Regions from separate parts of the Homo sapiens genome. Here region 2 is linked to region 1. A link is an interaction called in ENCODE POLR2A ChIA-PET data of the cell type or tissue named here. Cell type or tissue: K562. All regions are shown on one strand.

Region 1 (5,000 bases):
TGAGAAACCCTGCCATCACTTTCCGCCATCACAGTGGACACCTGAGGCCTCCCCAGAAGCTGATGCTGCCATGCTTTCTGTATAGCTATAGCCTGCAGACCCATGAGCCAATTAAGCCTCTTTTCTTTATAAATTACCCAGTCTCAGGTATTTCTTTATAGCAATGCAAGAATGGACTAATACACCAATTGATTTATGAGGCAGTTGTGTATTAGACATAAGGATTCAGAGAAGGATTCCAGGAGCTTCTTTCCCTTTCTTTGAGTTAATGCACAAGATTCTTTCAAATTCCCCTTGCTACCCAGAGGAAGCCAAGCGAGGTGGCAGGGACCCATTCTGAGCTTGGCCCCATGTCTGCACCAGCTCATTCATGAAATAAAGAAAATGTAGCTTCTCAGAGAATATCATCTGAGTATCCTGGCAGTTGAGGCCGTTCTCTTCCTGGTGTGTAGTGTAGGAAACTGTGGCCAAATAAAATCATGCTTGCTTCAGTCAGTTTTACCTCTGGACAATTTGACACTGATTCCTTTCGTTCTTCTTGCTTCTAACATGAGGTCAGGAGTTAGCTCTTAAAAATAAGTGTCCCTTGGCTGGGTGCAGTGGTTCACTCCTGTAATCCTAGCACTTTGGGAGGCAAAGGCAGGCGGATCGCTTGAGGTCAGGAATTCAAAACCAGCCTGGCCAATAGAGTGAAACCGCGTCTCTACTGCAAATACAAAAAATTAGCCAGGCGTGGTGGCACGTGCCTGTAGTCCCAGCTACTCGGGAGGCTGAGGCATGAGAATCTCTTGAGCCCAGGAGGTGGAGGTTGCAGTAAGCCGAGATCACGTCACTGCACTGCAGCCTGGGTGACAGAGCAACGCTCTGTCTCAAAATAAATGAATAAATAAATAAAATAAAAAGTGTCCCTACCCCTTGCATTTTTGGCTCATTCATGGACACCCTTTCTCCTTCTGGCCTGTTTCTAAGACTTCCAGTTCCTGACCCCAAACCCATGTCCTATTTTGACCACATTCCTGTGACTGGCTGCTTTCCACCACTCTGGACAAACTCCAGGCCCAGGGCTGCCTGGCCCTATACCTGTCAAAGTTGGCCTTTACCAGCCCACCCCGTCCAACGTAGGCATAGCCCTGTGAGCAGGGCTCAGATGAGGGTACAGTCTTATTTGCGGGGTTTAGGGGAAGGGAAGATGACCACAGGATCTCAGAATTTCTGTTTCATCAATTAGCGTTGACATGTCTTTTGTCTCATTTCTCACACCCATTGGAAAGAGAGACCCCCCTCACCTTATACTTCGGATTTGGCATCAGAGGCCTTTCCCACTCCCCATCCATAGCCTCCTTCCAGTTATCTGGCTTCTTGGCTTCTGGATCCAGGATGTATTCAAAGTCTTCCCAGTACTAAAATGAAATGTTCCTTCATGAGGATAGATGCGTAGGCTGAGAAAAAACTGGGGTCCAGGCTGGGCGTGGTGGCTCACATCTATAATCCTAGCACTTTGGAGGCCAACGTGGGAGGACTGCTTGAGCCCAGGAGTTCAAGACCGGCCTGGGCAATATAGTGAGACCCCATCCCTACCCCAAAGAACTTTAAAAATTAGGCAAGTGTGGTGGCATGCACCTGGTGGGAGGATCTGAGCCCAGGAGGCAGAGGTCACAGTGAGCCATGATCATGCCATTGCACTCTAGCCTGGGTGACAGAGCGAGATCATCTCAAAAAAAAAAAAAAAAAAGAAAGCAAGAAAGAAAAGAGAAGAAAGGAAAAGAAAAGAAAAGAAAACGGGGGTCCAGAGTGCTGTCAGGCTGGACCTGGCTCCTTCCCTCTGCCCCCTCCCATCATCATCTATATGAAGGTCCAGCTCAGGACCTGTAAACAAATGCAGGGCAGAAAAGAAAGAGGCTTTAAGCACTTCCAATCCCTCCTCTGGGTTCACTATCATTTTGACCTTGAGTTCTTTAAGCTTAAGTAAGATGGGAATTTCCCTTGTCTCTGGCCACACCCTCCCCCACAATCATGGGCCCTTATTGTTATAATAGGTATTTTAGCCTAGGTCCCTCTTCTTGAAGGCCTCTTGGTGACCTGCTTTGTATCCCAGTATGCTCCCAGGCCTGTGTCAGTCCTTCCTTGTACCCCAGGACCCTCTGATTTCCTAAGACAGAGATCTACAAGATCAAAAACAGCCTACCCCAACTTTTATATTTCTATGCTGTGGAGCCTCCAAGGCTTTGCTCTGCCTGCCTGGCAGTTTGCTTTGGTTGTGACCATTTGTCCAGAATGACTGAAGGCTTCTATGCCAGCCCACCAAATTCACAGTCATTCAACACAATTGTGATTGGGAAAGTTCTCTGGTTCCTAGCCTGTTCTAGCCGTTTTATGATTCCTAAGACAGACAGCATCCTATCCTGGGGGCTATAGTTGTGACAGTGCCCTGTTGATTTAATCAGTTTCCATCTTCCCTTGTTCCACTCAACAGGGAGCATAGAGGCCTGCAGCCTCTCTACTCTCCCCAAGTCCTTGAGCCAAGCCAACCCTGACTACATCAGGTGCATGGTCCTCACCAGGAGGGGAGGGTCCATGTTTAGTCTTCCTACCCTAAGCCTGCCTTCTGGGCATGGCAGCAACCCAGCCCCTTATTTTTCCATGGTGCTGAAGGCCCAGACACTTTGCCTGATCATCTGCCTTAATTCCCTTACTACACCTCCCTCCACCAAGGATTGGGGCCCTTTGCTAAATCTCCCTACACGTGGCTAGGCAACTGCCCGTCTCTCTGCAGGCCTCTCTTTAGGGGCTGGACTCCAGTTACCTGGTCCCATGCTGACCCCTGCCTGACCTCAAGCATCTCTTCTGCATGACACTGACTCTGCTCTGACCTGCAGAGTAGCAATGTGGTGGGTGAGGCCCTTCCTGGCCTGGCTCCAACAGACCTTTCCAACCTTATCTCCTACCATGCCCCACCTTGAACCTTATGTTCCCCAAATACTGAACTACTGCTGTCAGTTTTTTACACACCATGTTATTTCCTAACTAACCACTGTGCCTTTGCTCCTGCTGTTCCCTGAGTCTGGAATGTCTTCCCTCCACCCCAGTTTCCCTCTTACTTTTCTCTAATAAATCTATTATTTGAAATTCAGCATATTATTAACATATAAAGGCCATACATTAAGGACTTCCTATATACCAGACACTACATTATGTATTTTTTATTAGCTCATTTAATCTTCACAGTAACCTTCACACGTAAGTATTAAAATAATACCTGTTTGTGAAGTTGACTTTCACAGCAGTTATATTCCTTGTGCAGAGTTAACTGCTAGTAGGATGGGGTCCCATAGTTAGAAAAAGGTGGTGCTCCAACCCATATCAGCCTGACCCCAGAGTTTATGTTTCCAACTCCTAGGTTAACTCACTCACTCAAGCATTTCCTTCTCTTTCTCAGACCACTGCCTACACCTCAACTCAGGCTGGGCTGGGATCCGCTTTTGGGCTCTCACTGGCTTGCCTCCCTGGCTCTCAGCACTGATCACATATTTTGATCTTTGTTTTCTTATCTGCCTCCCTTACTATATTCAGAATCCCTAGAGGGCAAGGGTTGTTCTATTCATAGCTATATCCAGTACAGCTTTCCAGAATAATAATAATGAGCCAATGAGTATACTCCACACATTCCCCATATTGATAACTTAAGAGTCAAAAAGATGTAGGTTCAAATCTTGGTTCTAACGCATGTATGCTTGGGCAAGTTACTTCATTTTCTAAGCATCAGTTTCCTTATCCACAAAAGAGGGATCATAACACATTGTTCACAGAGGCTGCTGGATCCCCAACAAAGGTGAGTGGCTGCCCTCTTCCCTCCATGCCTCTTTGGAAAACAATATCTAGCTGAACAACTCCTTGAGGGATTGATGTCCCCAGTCTCTGCTCCATCATTCCCAGCCTCCTTCTCCTATCTCCACAGCTGAGATCCCACCTGCTTCCCAGCCAAATGCCCTCTGATGTCAGGTTTCTTGTCTTCCAGATCCTCTATGTGCAGGCGTTCATCCCATTTCTTTGGTTTCTGGGCGTAGGGTCTTTTATTTTCCTGGGAGGCAAGAAGTCCCAGTCCTCCTCCAGAGCCCCAGCTGCCACCTGCTGGTTGTCAATTTTAACCTCATAAGTAGCATTGGGGCGAATAATCAGAGTGTACAGGTGAGGGTCTTTATTGATCTATAAAGGGAATGGGGAAATATTTCAGTTCCATTTTGAACATCTTTAGATCCCAAGCATTAAATGCACCAGACCCTCAGTTCCCTGAATGCCACCACCCACATAGTCACAAACAAACCTTACCACACTCTTTAACCCATTTTTCTGGTTAACCTTATATGGATTCTGGGCCTCTTCTCATAGTACACACTCCTCTGGTCTCCCTAGCCTTCATCCTTCCCTGCACTGCAGCTCTCATCATTCTCTGATCTTACCTGTCTTTCTGCCTGTCCCACTAGACTGTGAGCAGGTGTCATATATGATTTGTCTGTTGTGTCTGCAGCTTCCAGCATGAGGCCTGCCCCAGAGGAGGATCTCAGAGAGCTCCTGCATGGTACAGCCTTTACACAGTCTTGCTAAAGAAGGCCTTGGGTGTGAAACACTCATTCTCCAATGACTCCTGTGGGCTTTTCTAGGCTCGGTTCCTGCCTCTCTCCATGCTCCCACTTGCAGTGCTACTCTTTCTCAAGTCGCTGTGACTTTCCTTCTGTGATTATCTTTTCTAAGAATTCAATTCTCCCTAAAATTGTCTTATCACTTCACAAGATCAAGTCATGTTCATCTTCTGAAGTGCAGCTCAGGAGAACTCTTACCTAAGAAGTATTTCCTTAGCCTCCAGGTTGGGTAGGGGTCCTCTTCTGTGCTCCCACAGATGCCCAGCATACTAGGTAGTCACTTTGCTTGACTCTTACCTTCATTGACTGTGAGTTCTGTGAAGTCAAAGGCCATGTCTGGCCCACTCTGTCCCCAGCCTAAGG
Region 2 (5,000 bases), 800 kb before region 1:
GGTTCATTACTGCCAAGAAAAATTTCAATGTTTTCTCAGATTTAGAGTTTCAGATAAACTAACCTGTCAGAGATGTAATTTACAAGAGCTTATTCCTCCATATTTTGGACACATTAATTCAATTTTACATGAAAATGTCTATCTTTACGTTGGAAACTAGGGTGGTTCACATTCATGTGGCTCTATGTTAACACAAACCAAGTTATTACCATAAATCATTTCACCTAACAATTTATCTTACAGATTAATATGGATATTGCAAATGCTGCTCTGAGTACAATTCTTTGCTTTATGTTTTTAACAGCAATCTTTCTCTAGAATTTTCCAGGGCATAGTGACAAGAAGGCTACAAAAAGAAAAAAGGTCTAACTCAAACCTAAGTAAGCAATAATTCCAAGTGGATATTTGCCTGCCCAGGAGAGAAATAATTAGCAAAAGGTCATTCAGTTTAGTTGGCTACACTCCAATAAACTGAAAACACTTTACACACACTCTATCTGCCATTTAAATGCCTAAAAAATAGATCATTTGGAATAGTGTTTTTATTTTTCTTCAGAGTCTCAAATTTTAACCAATACATTATCTACAGAATTTAATACCTTTTTTCAAGGTCATTTGGAAGGAATTTATTCCTTAATTTATAGTATTAAACCTTCATAATTTCTAGAAGGCAACTAAACATTAAGGATAGGGGACTCTGCTCCTATAAAACAAGTGGCTATTAATATAGTCCAATTATTTCCATTCAGAGAAAAAAAATGTAGTGAAAGTTGGATACTGTAGCTCTACTAACCATTTCTAATCAGAATGTAGCACATTACTGCAATCTTACAATAACTAAGATGAAAAGCATAATCCCTATATATGACTAAATGACTATTACTGAGCCAAATTACAGGCCCTCTATGGGCTTCTGGACCTCAAATTCCACATGATTTAAAAAAGAAAAAACTACTAAACACATTTCATGTTAATACTGCCTGTTACCACTTTGTAAAATTTAAAATATCAACATTAAAAAGAGTAAAATAGGGCTAGGCATGGTGACTCACACCTGTAATCCCAGCACTTTGGAAGGCTGAGGCAGGTGGATGACCTGAGGTCAGGAGTTCAAGACCAGCCTGGCCAACATGGTGAAACCCCGTCTCTACTAAAAACACAAAAAATTAGCTGGGCGTGGTAGCGGGTGCCTGTAATCCCAGCTAGTCGGGAGGCTGAGGCAGAAGAATAGCTTGAACCCGGGAGGCGCAGGGTGCAGTGAGCCGAGATCGCGCCATTGCACTCCAGCCTGGGCGACAAGAACGAAACTCTGTCTCAAAAAAAAAAGTAAAATGAGACCTAGCCCATCTCAGAGTAGAAACAATAAAAAACTCAGACCTGTTACCCAGAAGCAACAAAACATGCAATAATATTACATCATTTGGATTTTTCTCAAGCACAATTATCAAAAGCAAATTTCTTCTTTGTTCTATTAACATGTTTTATAATATGAGAAATCATTCACTGCCTCCATTCATTTCTTTCTTTTAAACATTATAAGCCATTACCCCCTAGAATACTTTTTGTTTATAAACTATGAAAGTTATTGCTTTGAGCAAAATCAAATTAAGATTCTATATGGGTAGAGATAATTCAGACTCTTATGGCCAGAAAGGACCCATCCAAGAAGATGTTTAAAACCACTCTGGGGAAGTGCTGAAGATGGCCAACTAGCTGCAGCCAGGATGAACATCTGCTGCCACCAAGAGACTGGGACATTAGGAAGCCTGGGGCATTCTAAGCAGATCTTTGGAGGGAAGGCATTCAGAGTGGATGAAGGGAGGACAAAGATGCTGGACCAAAGGGGTAGGAAGCTGGGGATCCAGCACAGGGCTACCGTGCACAGGTATTCATTCTTGGCCCCCAACAACTCCAAAGGAAGGGAAACAAAGTCAGTTGACTAAACTCACCTTATACCACAATCAAACCCCCAAGGGCATCAAAGAAGATAAAAACAAACAAACAAGCAAGCAAGCAAAAAAAAAAAAAAAAAAAAACCACACATCCAAAAGACAGCAACTTCAAAGACTGAATGCTCAGCTCATACAGATGAGAAAGAACCAGTGTAAGAACTCTGCCAATTTAAAAAGCCACAGTGTCTTCTCACCTCCACACAACCACACTAGTTCCCCAGCAATAGGTCTTAACCAGGTTGAAATGACTAAAATGACAGAAACAGAATTCAGAATATGGATAAGAATGAAGATCATCAAGATTCAGGAGAAAGCTGAAACCCAATAAAGGATTCTAAGGAATACAATAAAATGATTTGGGAGATGAAAAATGAAATGGCCATTGTAAGAAAGAACCAAAGTGATCTGATAGAGCTGAGAAACTCACTTTAAGAATTTCAGAAGACAATCCAGTATTAACATCAGAATTAGCCAACTGGAGAAAAGAAACCCAAAGCTCAAACACTGGTTCCCCAAAATAACTCAGACTAAAATTAAAAAGACTCAAAAAAGAACAAACAAAACCTCTAAAAAATTTGGCATTACATTAAGAGACCACATCTACATCTCACTGGTGTCCCTGAAAAAGAGGGAGAGAAAGCAAGCAACGTGGAAAACATATTTTAGGATATAATTCGCGAAAATTTCCCCAGCCTCACTAGACATGCCAACATTCAAATATAAGAAATGCAGAGAATGCCTCTGAGATACTATATAAGACAACTATGCCCAAGACACATAGTCTTCAGATTCTTAAAGGTCGAAATAAAAGACAAAATAAAAGACAGCTGGAGAAAAGGGACAGGTAACCTACAAAGGGAACCCCACAGACTAACAGTGTACCTTTTGGCAGAAAACCTATAAGCCAGAAGAGATTGGGGGTTTATATTCAGCATTCTTAAGGAAAAGAAATTCTAATCAAGAGCTTCATATCCTGCCAGATTAAGCTTCATAAATGAATCCTTTTCAGATGAGCAAATGCTAGGAATTTGTCACCACGAGACCTGCCTTATAGACACTCCTTAAGGGTGTGCTAAATATGGAAAGGAAAGACCATTACTAGACACCACAAAAACTCACTTAAATACATAGGCCATTAGCCCTACAAACAATTACACAATCAAGTCTGCATAATAACCAGGTAACAATCCGATGACTGGATCAAATCCACACCTATCAATATAAACTTTGAATGTAAATGGGCTAAAAGCCCCCATTAAAAGGCACAGAGTGGCAAGTTAGATACAGAAGAAAGACCCAACTGTATGCTGCCAAAAAGAGAACCATCACATGTGCAATGACACCCACTGGCTAAAAGTAAAGGGACAGAGAAAAATCTACCAAGTCAACAGAAAACAGAACAAAACAGGGGTTGCTATTCTAACTTCAGACAAAACACACCTTAAACCAAAAAGATTAAAAAAAGATAAAGAAGGGCATTACATAATGCTAAAGGGTTCAATTCAACAAGAAGACCTAACTATCCTAAATATATGCACCAAACATAAAAGCACCCGGATTCATATAGCAAGTTCTTAGAGATCTACAAAGAGACTTAAGATAACCACACAATAATAGTAGACTTCAACACCCCACTGATAGAATTAGATCACTGAGGCAAAAGACTAACAAAGATAAAATCTGAACTCAATATTAGACCAAAAGAACCTGACAGATATCTACAGAACTCTACACCCAAAAACAACAAAATATATATTCTTCTCATCTGTACATGGTACATACTCTAAATTCCATCACATAATTGTCCATAAAACAATCCTTAGCAAATTAAAAAAAAATAAAAACAATAGCAATCACACTACTGAACCAGTGCAATAAAAATAGAAATTGATAGTAAGAAAATCACTCAAAAGCATACAATTTAATGGAAATTAAACAACCTATCCTGAATGACTATGGGGTAAATAATAAAATAAAGGCAGAATTAAAGCAATTCTTTGAAACTAATGAGATCAAAGATGCAATGTAACAGAAACTCTGGGACACAGCTTAAGCAGTGTTAAGAGAAAAGTTTATAACACTAAATGTCCACAGCAAAAAGTTAGAAAGACCTCAAATTAACAATCTAACATCACACATCACACCTAGAGGAACTAAAGAAACAAGAAGAAACCAATTACAAAGTTAGGAGAAGACAAGAAATAACCAAAATCAAAGCTGAACTGAAGGAAACTGAGACATAAAAAAATATACAAAAGACTGAGTCCAGGAATTAGTTCCTTGAAAGAATATGACTGATAGACTACTAAGTAGACTTAAAAAAAAAACAGGAGAGAAAGAGAGAGAGATAGCTCCAAATAAACACAGTCAAAAATGACAAAGGGGACATTACCACCAAACCCACAGAAATACAAAAAACCCTCAGAGACTACTATGAACACCTCTATGCACAAACTAGAAAACATAGAAGAAATGAATAAATTTCTGGAAACATACAACCTCCCAAGATTGGACCAGGAAGAAATTTAATCCCTGAACAGACCAATAGTAAAGTGAAATTGAATGAATAATAAAAAGCCTACCAACCAGACAATGCCCAGGACCAGATGAGCTCACAGTTGAGTTCTACCAGATGCATAGAGAGGAACTGGTATTGTTCCTACTAAAACCATTCCAAATGCTTGAGGAAGAGAGACTCCTCCCTAACTCATTTTATGAGGCCAGCATCATCCTGACACCAAAACCTGGCAGAGACACAACAAAAAATGAAAGCTTCAGGCCAGTATCAATGATGAACATGGATGCAAAAATCCTTAACAAAATACTAGCAAACCAAATCCGGCTGCACATCCAAAAGCTAATCCTTCATGATCAAGTGGACTTTATCCCTGGGATGCAAGGTTGGTTTAATATATACAAATCAATTAATGTGATTTACCACATAAACAGAACTATAAGCAAAAACCACATGATCATTTCAACAGATACAGAAAAGGCTTTCAATAAAATTCAACATGCTTCACGTTAAAAACCCTCAACAGGCTGGGT

Evidence for each region. ChIA-PET counts read pairs that join two places held together with the same protein. Peaks named below come from ENCODE experiments on the same cell type or tissue, not always from the same donor. Only the 100,000 strongest peaks of a DNase experiment are listed, where the experiment ranks them.
Region 2: POLR2A ChIA-PET joins it to region 1 with 7 read pairs; 2 of 35 experiments call an interaction of 5 or more read pairs at or near these places.

What each region holds. Positions count from the first base shown.
Region 1 is chr1:51,562,339-51,567,338 of GRCh38, forward strand. All of the region lies in intron 2 of EPS15-AS1 (EPS15 antisense RNA 1), which reads left to right. It also overlaps a transcript of OSBPL9 not described here and the pseudogene CALR4P. Among named protein-coding and RNA genes, the nearest start is that of EPS15, 46 kb to the left of the region's middle. In K562, a CTCF peak has its summit at 4,124 (motif pointing left); a DNase peak (open chromatin) is centred at 2,898.
Region 2 is chr1:50,764,777-50,769,776 of GRCh38, forward strand. All of the region lies in intron 4 of FAF1 (Fas associated factor 1), which reads right to left. Among named protein-coding and RNA genes, the nearest start is that of FAF1, 190 kb to the right of the region's middle. In K562, no CTCF peak of the experiment used is centred here; no DNase peak of the experiment used is centred here.